Regions from separate parts of the Homo sapiens genome. Here region 1 is linked to region 2. Evidence: chromatin loops called from intact Hi-C (ENCODE). Cell type or tissue: gastrocnemius medialis. All regions are shown on one strand. Links, peaks and the distances in the headings refer to the core of each region. The heading gives the core; the rest is flanking DNA. Region 1 has its middle 2.6 kb from the start of TFB1M. Region 2 overlaps TIAM2 (TIAM Rac1 associated GEF 2).

What was found. A loop is a pair of places that touch in the nucleus more often than their neighbours do. Peaks named below come from ENCODE experiments on the same cell type or tissue, not always from the same donor. Only the 100,000 strongest peaks of a DNase experiment are listed, where the experiment ranks them.
Region 1: a loop joins it to region 2, with 7 times the contacts of the local background. A loop is called at or near these places in 51 of 110 quality-filtered maps.

The regions. Positions count from the first base shown.
Region 1 is chr6:155,315,635-155,318,556 of GRCh38, reverse strand. No RefSeq gene overlaps it. Among named protein-coding and RNA genes, the nearest start is that of TFB1M, 2.6 kb to the right of the region's middle. In gastrocnemius medialis, for the core only: a CTCF peak has its summit at 1,162; no DNase peak of the experiment used is centred there; H3K27ac peaks cover 1,090 bases.
Region 2 is chr6:155,173,216-155,176,137 of GRCh38, reverse strand. The region is part of intron 9 of TIAM2 (TIAM Rac1 associated GEF 2); the gene reads right to left. Among named protein-coding and RNA genes, the nearest start is that of CLDN20, 89 kb to the left of the region's middle. RefSeq lists an enhancer at 1,100-1,159. In gastrocnemius medialis, for the core only: a CTCF peak has its summit at 1,212 (motif pointing right); a DNase peak (open chromatin) is centred at 1,237; H3K27ac peaks cover 493 bases.

The sequences.
Region 1 (2,922 bases), core at 149-2,648, 140 kb before region 2:
CAACCATCAAGTCAAGGCAAGACCCTCTACCAGCAAAAAGGTTAACATTCACTAAAGGCTCAGATGACCGTTAGCATTTTTTTAGCTATAAGGTATTTTAAATTAAGGTATGTACATATTTTTTGTAGCCATAATGCTATTGCACACTTAATAGACAACAATAGAATGTATGCATACCTTTCATATGCACTGGGAAACCAAAAACTTCATCTGTCTCACTTTATGGAGATATTCACTTTATTTTGGTGGTCTGATACTGAACCCATAGTATCTCAAAGGTTTGCCTATATAATAAAGGCTAATTCGTTTATAATGCTGTTAGCATATTTTCTTCATTCACAAAAAGGTTTGCTTACTGTATAGGAAAAAGCCCTACCCATAGCTCCCTGAGTCGAACGAGTTGCCCATCCTCAACATCTTATTAGGATACTTGGCAATAATTCACAGACCTTTGGGGACAATGAGCAGGCTTTCAAATACTGCTTGAAACAGGGATAAACGCTGTATTTTCAAAAATAGTGTAAGTGTTCCATGGTTCCCTCAGGCAATTAGCTCGTGTTGTTGCCATAAGTTGCCCTACTTCTATCCCCACAGAATAAGCATTTGGTCCGTCTGCTCAGAGTTATCACGTTTTTCCTTCTTCCCTCTAGGTAGGTCACTAGATTCCTTTGTGAATGAACAGTGTGCATCAAAGAGCCATTAAAACAAAAAAAACCCTAAATATGTGTGAAATGCAGCTCTTAGTATTTCTCTGGAGCATTGAATCATATTATATGTAATTATAAAATACTATCGGAAAAGGGCACTTTACATACCATAATAGTCATTTTATAAAGTTCAATTTGGCAATTCCAAGCCACATTTAATTTTCTCTGAAAATTCCCACATGGCAGGAAGATATTGCTCTCTGCAGCTTTCAAGTCTCTTTCAGGGAACGGTAAAATGACAACCTTTTAAAATTAGCACTTTTTCTATAAATAGAGACTAAATCACTTATACCAAATAAAGTCACATATGCATTTTTATTAAAGTAAATACTAAAATAATAAGTAATTTTCCTACATAATCATTTTGGGATTTTACGCAAATTAGAATACTACAATATAGTTTAGCATGAATCATTTGTAGTTCTTCATCTTCACTGACAGGTGGGGCTAGTGATTTCTGTATTAATTATAATATTTTAGCATATTAAAATCTGTATCTAGATGAAGCAGACACTTCAAAGCTTCAAAACTGATGAAACTGCATACCTCTCTTTTAAGGGATAAAACCATTTGCATTAATATGTGAAATACACTACTAAAACACCCCCTGCTGATTTCTTAGGCTTTTGCAGGGAGTTATGCATAATTTTCTGAAAATTAAAAACTGAGGATTAGATATTTATGATAAAAATTGGATCTCAAGAACTATTAAAAACTTGGAAGATTCTCCTAAGCTAGAATTTTTAACTCAGTTAAAAAATTATTTAACACGTATCAGAGGTTAATAAAAAGCACAGTGCAGTCAGAAGATCTAAACTCAGTTACACCACTTACTAGCAAAGCACTGTGCTATGGTCTGAATGTCCCCCAAAATTCATGTGCTGAAACTAAATCACCAATGTGATAGTATATTGACAGGGAGGCCCTAAGTGGGTGATTAATTGATTGAGGTAGAGCTCTCATAAATGGGATTAGCAACCTTATGAAGAGCTGGAGGGAATTAGCTAATCCCTTTTTGCCCTTCTGCCTTTGGACATGTGAGGACATGACATTCCTCTTTTCTGGGGGATGCAGCAACAAGATGCTATCTTGAGGTAAAGAGAGCAGCCTTCACAAGGCAACAAACTTGCCAGCTCCTTGATCTTGGACTTTCAGCCTCCAGTACTGTGAGAAGTACATTTCTGTTCTTTATAAATTACCCAGTCTCAGATATTTTGTTATAGCAGCAGGAATGAACTAAGACACATCTTTGTGAACCTACATCACAGAATTGAAATGAGAATTAAGTAACAAAGGAAGCTGCTTTATAAATAGGTTCAGTTATTGAAGATGGCATGGTATAAACCATCCATAAATTCATATTTAGATCTGGGGACAAATTATCAGGAATCTACAAATTCTCCACGCAAAGGTGTTTCACTCATTTAGATTTTAGTTTGTTTTTATGTTGATGTTAATCTTTTAAAAAGCTCATGTGATTATATTTGGGGTCATCTGAACATCCTCTTTATACCTGTTACACAACGTGTGTGTTCATGGTAGCATTAGTGCCAAATAATTCAAATTCACTTGTTTCCAAGCTACTGAAAACAGATGCAGGCAGACTTAATATGTAGCTTCCATATTCTTCCAAAAGAAAGACAAGCGACAATGGAAAAAAAATTGAACAAAGATTTGGTAATAGTTTGACTCCAGAAAACTAATGAGAACATTCAGTCATTACATGGCACACTGGATCACTGGTAGGCTGAAACTTAAAAAAAAAAAAAAAAGAAAACCTGCCAGTTAGCACTAAGTGTCGTGATTTAACAGTGTTCATCCTTGTCAATTAATAAGACCATTTGTATTGGTTTTGTATATATTTATTGCAATTGTTTTAAATAGTCATATGAAAACTGTAAGCTTATGTTTACACCTAGATTCGTATTTCTATATATTTAGATGTTACAAAATTAACACATATTAACTTAAAAATAATAAGCTGATACTTGAGTGTGGCCAGTGAGATCAGAACTCAGAAAAAACACAACTCAGGTTGTCTTCTCTCTGTACTTTGCTGTCTGACTCTGGGCATTGTCAAATGACCTCACCTCCCCTATTTCTTCACAGCAAACTAAGAATAATAATCTCATTCACATGGGACCATTGTGAGGAGTACGGGAAATAATGAATATAACTGTGAAATAATGCTTTGTCAGGTATACTGTGTTTTGGA
Region 2 (2,922 bases), core at 138-2,637:
CCCTCTCTGACCTCCCACTGAATTCCAGACACACCTTGTCCATGGTCACTGACATCTGCCTGCCATCCTGACTCTGAACTGCACTTAATCCAGCACAAGCTTTCTCTTCTAAGACTATCTGTGTTTTTGTCTTTGTTTCTTCTTTTTAATTTTAGCCTGACTCATCACTGACAGAAATCTATTTGTTCCTTAAAATTAACCCATAGTCCTGGGAAATCTTTTCTCTATCCTTCAGCTATCTCACACATAGACACTGTTGGAAAATCATCTCAAAGAATACCACCTTCAGGAAGCCTTTCCCAAAAAAGTGTAGTGTGCCAACTACATCATCACAACAATTGCTGACTTCATGCTAATACGTCCTTTTGTAATTCATAACAAAAATAGCATACATTTCTTAAGCGATGTAGACATGTTTCTCTCTGGGTAGGTTCTTATATTCACATAGCAGTAAAGAAAAGATTTGGGGCTTCGAAATCAAAAGTCACAGACTCTACCAGCAAAGTGTGGCCTAGGACAAGATTTACCTTGCTACGTACGATTCAGCTCCTGTTTTGTAAAAGAGGATATTATTAATATAATTCATATTGAAAAAATTACTTGTTACTTAAGTTTTTGTGAGCAAAAGAGGTCACTTATGTGAAACACCTTACATACCAGAAAATGTCACCTGTAGATTCAATACTATCACATTATTATATATCATTCATCATACTTTAAAGTTATCATTAATGGGTGATTTTACTTTGAATTCCATGCATTTTTAAATACAAAGTAAAAGATCCTCCTATGCAGGATTTAAAAACTAGAAGAGACATCGTAAAGAAATTTAAAAGAAGAAAGCAAGGGAAAAATCTGTCTCTCTGTGCCATCTTTTTGAAAACATGGTGCTCAATTTTGAAGTGACATTTCTGGATTTGTCTTGGATCTGTCGCTTTCAGTACATTTTTCTGGAAGGATGATCACAGCCAGAATGCACATCCCCACACGTGCCAATGCCAAAGGAAAAGACAGGACCAGATGCAAGGAGCCAGGGATGCCAGGAACCAGCCCGGACACTCTCTGCTAAAGGCTCTTGTCTTACACAGGCACATTTTTTTCCCTGGTTCATTCTCTCGGGTACTTTTCATCTGGGCAGTGATTTCAACCCGGTGCTTAGCAACAAACAGATGCTGCCTTAAAGGTGCAGGCCCCACCTCTGAAACCAGGCTTGTTGAGAAGCAAACTAAAACCCAGCAGAGGTCACTGTGGAGTAAGAAACATCACAAAGAACAAGGCCCGGAGGAAGTCACAGGCTCCCACTGAGGGTGACAGAGCAATTAATTTACTGCTGCACTTTTGGAGATCAGGAAGAACGTAATTATGGATAAACAGGTGTGGGAGGAACATGAGCAGTACAAATTAACACTGTGCCTTCACACCCTCTTGTTCTCACCGTTACTGACAATCAGAGAAAGACTGTATCACTTGGCCGGGCGCCATGGCTCACGTCTGTAATTCCAGCACTTTGGGAGGCCGAGGCCAGTGGATCACCTAAGGTCATGAGTTCAAGACCAGCCTGGCCAACATGGTAAAACCCTATCTCTACTAAAAATAAAAATTATCCGGGCATGGTGGCACGCGTCTGTAGCCCCAGCTACTCAGGAGGCTGAGGCAGGAGAACAGCTTGAACCTGGGAGGCAGAGGTTGCAGTGAGCCAAGATCGTGCCACTGCACTCCAGCCTGGGCGACAGAGGGAGGCTCCATCTCAAAAAAAAAAAAAGACTGCATCTCGTGAGACCAAATGAAACAAGCTCCTGATGTGCCATCAGTTCACTCACCACTCACAGCCAGCCCTCTCAGGAAGGCACCATCATCACTTCCTATGGAAAAGGCAAGAAAAATATGGCTCAGGAAATTCTAGAAACTTGCCCAAGTTTACACAACTAGTGCCTATGGTACTCCGGGGATCTGAAGGGTGGAAGTCTGGGATGAGCTGGTTCACACCACCACTATACTACACAGAATGCCCGCCTGGCAGTTAACTCCCTTTATATAAAATGGGTGCAACCCAAATCTCCTGATTACTTTCCATTATTCTAAGCCACACACCATGTTCCCATTGAACAGAATGGCTCAGGGAACATTCCCCAGAAGGGAGTGGCATGCTCCTGCTCCACACCGGTGCTCACTTCCATCTCCTCTCTCTGCTGTACCGTCCTTACAAGTAGAGTCAGTGCTGAAACCATATATACCCTCCAACCTGGTTTAAAATGCCCCTGTCTTATGAATTCTCTCCTATCTCTCCTTTCTCTGCCCTCAAGTCCTCTCACTTAGATGAGTTTACTCTCCTATGTCCCTGGTACAGCATTTGGCAAAGCCCAGCTCACAGGAGAGTCACTTCTAAGTCCCGCACCAGGAGAAGATGAATACCAGCAGAGGCTTTGTCTTCTGCATCCTCATTCTCCCTCAGCCATTAACACAGTGCGTCCCACACCCAGGACACACCCAAAACTTCAGTGCTGAGCTGGATACAACTAGAAATTCACAGTCATATTACAGGCAGAAGGGTAAACGCTGTCCGTTTTCAGTATCTTACTCAAATCTGTTGACATAGTGTCAAGTTCTTAATGCTCTCTGGAAGCTTCGAGAAGAAAAATTAACAGATTATTGAAGGAGAATAAGTTCTGGACAAGAGAAAAGTGTGCAGATAGATGGAAGGATGGAAGGACAAAAGAAATAATCCTATTAAAATCCATTAAACAAGGTGCTGTGCTACAACTGCTCTGAGCAATGGTTTTCTGAGTCTACACTGTTGACCCAAGATCTAGTGAACCATAGAAGAGAAGACGCCTATCAAAGCCAAGGCCATCAAAGAGTAAGACCCTCTCAAGAGAGTCCCTCAATGAAAAGTTAAATGTAATTTTTGGTGTGTGTTAGGCA